2 separate regions of the Homo sapiens genome follow, and region 2 is linked to region 1. A link is an interaction called in ENCODE POLR2A ChIA-PET data of the cell type or tissue named here. Cell type or tissue: Caco-2. All regions are shown on one strand.

Region 1 (4,000 bases):
TTTCTTCTTAGTCTCAGAACCATTTACCAAGCTTCTCCAGGGTCTCAATTGCCAGACTCATTAGGAATAGAAGTGGAATTCACTCAACAGCTCTAGACTAGGACATTAGGAAGACATGGCCTTACGCTCAAGAAGCTTATATTTACATTGGTAAACTCTTTTTTCTCACTTCACTTAAATATATCCACTACTCCTACTTTTCCAGAAAGGAGATTTGGAATCCTCAGGAATAGCCTGACTTTCAGGCTCATAGGTCAGTGTGTCTCTGAGAAGTATACTCCAGTCTGAGAGCTCCTGGAAGTAAAAGTTTTCTGGTCAGGAGCATCTCCATGAAAGGAAATCTCCATTAAGAAAAATGACTCCCTTACATACTGGATATGCCACTTGACCAGGGACTCAAAGGTCAGGATTACCACTCACTCTTAAAAGTCCCCAAGTGCCCCTTATATCTCTATGTCAAAGCTGATTATGCCAATCTAACCAGAGCTGATAGATCATACTGACTTGGCCATTTGAACCCATACACTTATGCCCTCTGGGATTTATGCTTTTAGAAATAAGCTAAACCAATTTATACATATGGCCATTCGCTTTGGGTACATGGTAGACAGCACTGTGTGTTGAAAACAAAACATTATTCAAACTTTTGAGGCTCATTAGGCTTCAAATGGGACAGATGAAACCTGACAGGTAGTATTACCTGAGGTGAACTGGACAGGTTTTTGGCACATGAGCTGAGGTGTTATTGAATGCAGGGAGAATTAAAAGAAGAGGCAAAGATCATACTCCAAAGAGGCAACATAATTTCCCAATGAGGCAATGATGTCCGCATGTTCTGCAGGTATGATGGTGAATGTTGACTATGTTATCTACAAAAGCCACCACATTGGGACTCACCATTAGCCCCTTTTGCCTAAACACATACTAAAACAGGACTGAACTCATAAACTCTTACATGTTACACAGTCGTCAGAAAGATTCTGACATATTAGGAAGTGTTAAAGACTGGAAGATGAAAGGAGCAGGATTTTAACCTGATTCTTGGACTAATCAACTAGAAGAATTTGGGCAAGTCATTTAAATTCTCTTGGTCTCATGTTTCTTATCCATTGACAATTTTTTTTTTTTTGTACAGATGACCTCCAAGATCCCTCCCAGCTTTGAATTTGGTTACTAGCTGATTTTCTTTTCCCCTGTACTCTGTATTCATTATCCTATATATCAAAAGACATGCCAAAAGGCTGAATCTTATTGCTGCAAGCCAGGGAAGAGGAGTATAGTTTACCAATATGTAAGGCAAGTTCCTTGGAGGTATGGGTGTAACCATAATGGGTTCATTGCCTGGTGCACACAGCAAGTCAATATGCAAAGACACCAAGTTGCAGCAGAGAAAAAGGCTTAATTTTAGGGTCATTGACCAAGGAGAAGGGAGGGAACCTCAAATCCATCTCTCTGAGGAATTTGGGGCTAGCGTTTTTAGGGGTTGGAGTGGGCTGAAGTGTGGAGACGGTTGATTAGTCGAAGAGTCCAGGGCGAAGTCATGGGACAGGGAGGGGAAGAAGCTGTGTTCTCATGCTGATCCCATTTCTTTGTGAGGGTCCTCAAACTGGTTGCTGGAATTCAGGGTCTGGAAAACATCTTAAATGACTGACCCTTAAACAAAAGCCTTATATGATTCTAATCTCAGAGATCCTGTCTATAGGAATAATACGAATGCAACTCAATTCTTAAGCAATCTTAGGACTCTAATGTCAGAAATCCTATCTAGAGGAACAACGGTATGCAAATAGTATCCAGTGCCATGTGACTTTTAGCAACAAGGAAGTGGACCAGATTGCAGCCTGATTAATTGTAACTATTTTTCTGTCCAGAACCAAGCATGCAATTCTTGTCAACCCTGTGGGGACAGTTTCAAGGACTGTGTCTTAATCATGTATTTTATTCTGAATGCCCAGCACAGTGCCCCACACAATCTAGAAGTCTGAAAAACTTAGGACATGAAAGGACAATTCCTAGTTAGAATGGTGGCTGGGAAGTGGTTGCACAACTAGACCCTCTTGCCTCCAGGTGGGGGCATGTGACTAGTTTTTGCAACTGAGTATGAACTTGTAAACCGAAAGTAGAATTCTAAGGCCCACAACCAGCTGAATGGACATCCCTACCCCTACTCCCTTGGCCAATAGGATCCTACAGAAACCTGAAAATCTAGATCAGGCCATGACAGAAGAGTTGGGGGTGGGGGTCAGGCATGCCTCATTGTACCCCCTCCCTCTGGAATTCAGGCACAACTAACCAGGGTTAACAGTAAAACAGATCCTAAGACTGACAACACAGACTCTTTGTGGCAGTAAGATACAAAATTCCAACCTGACTCTGGTATGGTATCACAAGACAGATAACAAACCCTGAAGGAAATCAAAGTACTTTACTGCAAAATATATTTATTTGACCTATTTTGAAATGGCCATGCAAATTGTGGGGGAAATTTGCATTCTGCAGAGCATCCCCTTCCCTTTCCAGGATCCAAGAGAGATTTAACTAAGAGTCTCACACCTTTTAAGATCCTGTAAGAGACATTTACCATCTATCCTCTCTGAAGTCTGCTACCTGGGAGCTTCATCTATACAACAAGAACTCTGGCTTCCACAACCGCCCTTATCTTACCTCAGACATTTCTTTCTCCCGACTTCAATTCTTTAGGAAAAGCTTAACTTTTTCAACCAATTGCCAATTAGAAAATCTTTGAATCCACTTATGACCTGTGAGGCACCCCCCTCCTTCACCCAGAGATCCTGCCTTTCTGGACCAAACCAATGTATACCTTCCATTAATAATTTATGTCTGTGCCTATAACTTCAGTCTCCTTAAAAATGTATAAAACTGAGCTGTAACCCAATTACCTTGGGCACATATTCTCAGGACCTCCTGAGCCTGTGTAAAAGGCCACAGTCACTCACATTTGGCCCAGAATAAATCTCTTCCAACATTTTACAGAGTTTACCTTTTTTGTCAATGAACTCTAGTGATATGTGTCCCTTCCAAGACAAGTGGATGTACCTTCTTCACCCTTAGAGGCCATGTGCTGAGGACGATGGAGTTCCTGGGTCCCTGAATGTCCAAGTGGAGCTGAGCACCCCATTCCCCACTTGCACCAGACTTCTGAGAGAACTTCTATTACAATAAGCCACTGAAGTTTGGGGGTTGATTGTTATAGCAGCTGTTTTGCTTTAATGAGCACACAGAGTAACAACTGCCTGAGTGCCAAAGCACATTAGATTTGCAAGAGACGGCAGGATGGGGCAGGAGGAGGGAAGAAGAGGGACCAGAGACTAAGCAAGCCTGGTCCAAAAGCCAAGGTTACTCCCTTATTCTGAAGTCTAGGAGAAGCAAATCAGAATTTGATGGCCTTTTAATACAGAAAATACTGTCTTGAGGTTTGAGTATAGTACTTATGATTTCTATTTTAATGACAAGGAAACTGAGGCTGACAGTGACTAAATAATTCATCCCAGAAACAATAAATGAGTGGCATGACTAATATATAAACCCAGTTTGGCTCCCAACCTTGTGTTCTTCCCCCACATACACAATGACTCTTGGTTTCATTCTTACTGCCATGTAATAGAAATAGCAACCTCTCACTTGTAGGGCCCCTGTCTGCTTCGGCACAGGGAACTCCTTCACACCTGTCCATACTTCCACGAGGAAAGGGAGTGCTGTCCTCTTCTCCACGACCACAGCAGATCTTGTTGTACCCCAGGCCTGCCTCCTGCCTCCAGGGTGTGCAGTCTTCCAGATTTCTTGTTAGAACAGGAAGGCCTGGATGGAACCCCAAGCCCATAGGACCCGTGCTAATGTCCACACCCTCAGCGCCTGAGGCCAGAAATGGGCAAAGAGCCAGACCAGGTAGTGTGGCCAGCTGATCCCATTTGAACACAGGACCTTCAGTTAAAACTGGGAACAGAGGATGAGTTAGTCACTACACTTGCTTTTCCGCAGA
Region 2 (4,000 bases), 150 kb before region 1:
CTGTGGGCCGTTTTCACATTCTTTTCAGTTGGACAGTTTTAAAAATGTGTAATGTTGCACTCAAATTAAATAACCTGAAATTTTGCAATTCTGAAAGGGAACTGATAACTTGAGGCACTATGTAACTATGCTTCAACACCTCAAAAAGGCTCCAGCAGGCACTTCTGAAAATGATTTTTAAAGCCCTTTTTTACTTGAATGCTGTTCAACATTCTCACAACTTGGCTTATGTTTTTATGCTGAACAAATGATTCATGACCCTTTATTCTGGGGGCTGGATTACTTGAATCCAAAGTGATGTGATGAATAACAAGGATCTAGGCGTTGTTGCCCAGTTGATAGTCACAAAATACTTGGCCTTAATAAGTCAGGAATTATTTTCCCCATATTTCTCGAATTACATTAAAGAATATAAGGTTTTTAAAAATCTGGCAAAAATTGTGATGTTTAATATTAAATACCCAATTGGAGAAGGTTTGGATTAATAAGATGGAAAAATTGGGGATGACCTGAAAAATTAATTTATCATCACTGACCTGTTTTCATATCTTGAAGCTTTTATGATCTAGTTTTAAATCTACACTGCTTTTTTTTTTTTTTTTTTTTTTTTTTGAGACAGTCTCACTCTATCACCCAGGCTGGAGTGCAGTGGGGCAATCTTGGCTCACTGCAACCTCTGCCTCCTGGGTTCAAGTGATTCTCCTGCCTCAGCCTCTCAAGTAGCTGGATTACAGGCATGCACCACCATGCCCTGCTAATTTTTTGTATTTTTAATAGAGATAGGGTTTCACCATGCTGGCCAGGCTGGTCTCAAACCCCTGATCTCGTGATCCGCCCACTTCAGCCTCCCAGAGTGCTGGGATTACAGGTGTGAGCCACCATGCCCGGCCTACACTGCTTTTTCATAGTGAATGTTTCTATTGCTGATAATCGTAGAGGCAAATACAGACTTGTTTTACTTTTTTGACTAAGGCAAAATAAATACTAACATATAACCATGCTTGTACTGTTATAGTTTATATGAATTGTGATTTATCCATCTATTCATTTCCATTTTAGGCAAAACAATTCATCATTTTAAAGTCTAGTCTAATAAACCTTTTATGATAAAAAGGAATAAAATAGGAGTAGGTATTGATGTAGATTACAGATCTAATTTGTCAAAATTTTACCCTTAAAAGACTTTTGTTGGGTCAGAAATACATTTTCCTGCTTTGAGTGTATTGACAAAATTTCCCTTTAAGATATATTAAAACTTAAATATAAGTTTGAAGTCTTACAAAATTATAAATTTTGACTTATGTCTTATGAGACATAATTTTTTACTTAAGACAAAATTATCCCAAAGGACAACTCAGTCTCTTTAACACCCAAGAATAGGCTAGGGTCACTATTTTGTAAACTAACAGCTCTATAATTTCTCAAGTCATATGTCAAGAGCATTGATAAACAATTTTCTTAACTGTTTGGTAACCTTGCTGAAGTCTTGCAGAGATGTAAACACTGAGCTCTTTTAACCTATGTGCCTTACTTATTGCTCCTGAAAACAATATTATTATGCCTGTAGGAACGCCCTAGACAATCTCAGATTCATAATGTTAGGGCTGAATACACCCCCCAGCATTAGCGGTTAACTCATGCCACTTCTAGATCTTTCATTAAATTCTCTCCATCCTCCTAACTCCACCCAACTCAGTATATGACTCAGATGCCTTGAATCTCCAAAAACATTTCTTGAAACAGTCTGTTGGAAACCAGCTTTCTTCTATGGACTCCATAGAAATGTTTTTGCTGTCTGTTCCTCCCACAAGGCATGTGTCCCCTTCTTGCATTGTAGATACTTGCTGATATGCTGAATTGTCCCTGCCAGACAGTAAGCTCATCAAAGGTGCCATCTGAATCACTTTAGTTTCTTTTGTCATATAACTCACATGAAGTAGATTCTCAAGTATTGAGTATTGAGCGTGTACTTAATAATTTCTGTTAGCCATGACACATTTTCAGAAAAGCGTTTTAGGAAGTACTCGGTCAAAGGAAAAAAAAAAAAGCCATAAGAATAGAAAACTCTTCAAGAGCTAAGCCAGAATAACTGGCACTTAAAAGTGACACATTCAATTTCTTCACCTTTATATAACCTCCAGAAGATCAAATGTTGATAAAATATTTATCTTCAGTTGTCACAAGCCAGACTTTGATTTAAAACTCTTGGGTACATGAATGTCATGCCAGACCAGAAATACATCATCATGTATTTTTAATTTAAACATGGGTATGTAAAAAATTTATATATGCCTGATATGAAAAAATTTGAGTGAAAAATCTCCCAACAGTCACCACAAACAAGAAAATAGAATCTAAAAGCAATTTTTAAACTTCTGTAAAAATGCAATGAAAAGCCTTCTGTTTGCAATTCCAATGTGGTATTGAAATGACACATAAAACGCATTCTCTTACCTTTAGGGAATCAAAGCAGGCAATTACTCTTCCATTTTCAACCTGACAACTTTTGGGGGGATGAGCAAATTTGCATTCTTCATCAGAGCGTGAGCATGTTCCTCTTTGAAACTGTCTGCAGACTTCTAATGTCAGCCATTTTGTATCTCTGACTGGGGCAACGTTCAAAGCCATGGTGATAAAGTAATTTGGGCTGTTTGTTTCTGTTAAATGATGAAATCAATCCAAGTTCTAATGATTCCAAAACTACTGTTGTGAAAACTCCCACATGTAAGTCTGAAGGTGAGTGATAAATTGCTTAGTGAAGTCCAATCCAAGGAACAGGATGATGAGAGAGTGTATGGACAGGCAATCACTCATCAATCAATATGTCCCACTTAAAGATGGTAGGCCGCAATAAAAGCATGCTCAGTGTCATCTCTGGCTTTCAACGTCCGAGTCTCTTGACTGTTTTGCAGATACAGCTGTTATTAATAAAGTGACTTCAATATCATGGCACTCCTTGGGAGAATATTTAATGCTGACGCTCACAGCTATTGACGATGTTGGAAAATAAGACACTCAGATGTTCATATTTTAGCAGGATGTTTTTCTTTCCCCTTTTTAAATTCTGAAATTAAGCAATTGGCAAAGTCAGACAACTGAGGTATCTTCATCCACTCATAAGGTCAGGGTAAAGTGTACTTGACAGAAGAGTGGGATGTGAATACAAAGAAAGCTCCCAAGCTGCAGTTTTCCAGCAAAAGTGACTTCACACAGGCACTTTTAAATGATAAACCTGCAAAACAGAAATGAAATATTAACCTTTACACAAACTCAATGGAATCACCACTTCAACGAACTATTGAACTCTTATCTAGAATTTGCAAAAGCACAGTTTAGAGCTTTGAGCTTTGAGTATAGTGAGAAAAGTTATGCATTAAATAAAAAAAAGAATATGCAACGGAAACCGTATTGCAGAATTGTCTAGGCAGCAGTCCAAAAGTTAGGAATGACTCAAACAGATGAGTGTGGCAGACACAATAATTAGGCCTTCTGAAACAATCCCATCTAATGTGCTTAATCGCCAAAACAGTGTATTAGGACTGTGGCTTCCAATTAATTTCACATTTAGGCCATTGATTTTATTGTTGGGAATGCTATAAACAATTATTTGGGATGTGTCCCTCCTATGTAATAAAGATATTGTCATTTTGAATGAAGTGTGGGCTCTTTCTTCTTTATGTTCTTCCTAGTTTACAGAGATGTGGACTTGGAGATGGGTAGGTAGGATCCTCTTGATATTTTTTCTCAGGTATCTTAATACTTCCTCTCCACCATGACTTACCTAATGTTTATCTTCCTATTTACACTGCAACATTCACAGGGCAAAGACTATTCTTTGTAGTTTTCATTTCTGTATTCCCAGTGCCTTAGTCTACGGCGTATATTAGACCCTCAAGAAATATTTATTGACCAATTTAACTGATGACTAAGTGCAGGAATGTAAATTAGTTTTAGTTGAGTTCAGTTTAGTTTTTAACTGAGTCATAATCTAAAAACGCTC

What was found. ChIA-PET counts read pairs that join two places held together with the same protein. Peaks named below come from ENCODE experiments on the same cell type or tissue, not always from the same donor. Only the 100,000 strongest peaks of a DNase experiment are listed, where the experiment ranks them.
Region 2: POLR2A ChIA-PET joins it to region 1 with 5 read pairs; 3 of 35 experiments call an interaction of 5 or more read pairs at or near these places.

What each region holds. Positions count from the first base shown.
Region 1 is chr13:97,126,187-97,130,186 of GRCh38, reverse strand. No RefSeq gene overlaps it. Among named protein-coding and RNA genes, the nearest start is that of LINC00456, 51 kb to the left of the region's middle. In Caco-2, no CTCF peak of the experiment used is centred here; a DNase peak (open chromatin) is centred at 2,176.
Region 2 is chr13:97,274,864-97,278,863 of GRCh38, reverse strand. It overlaps MBNL2 (muscleblind like splicing regulator 2), which reads right to left. Exons shown (of 9, transcript NM_001382683.1): 2 at 2,455-3,232. The coding sequence starts at 2,628. The region is part of intron 3 of LOC101927385 (a long non-coding RNA gene); the gene reads left to right. Among named protein-coding and RNA genes, the nearest start is that of MBNL2, 55 kb to the right of the region's middle. In Caco-2, no CTCF peak of the experiment used is centred here; no DNase peak of the experiment used is centred here.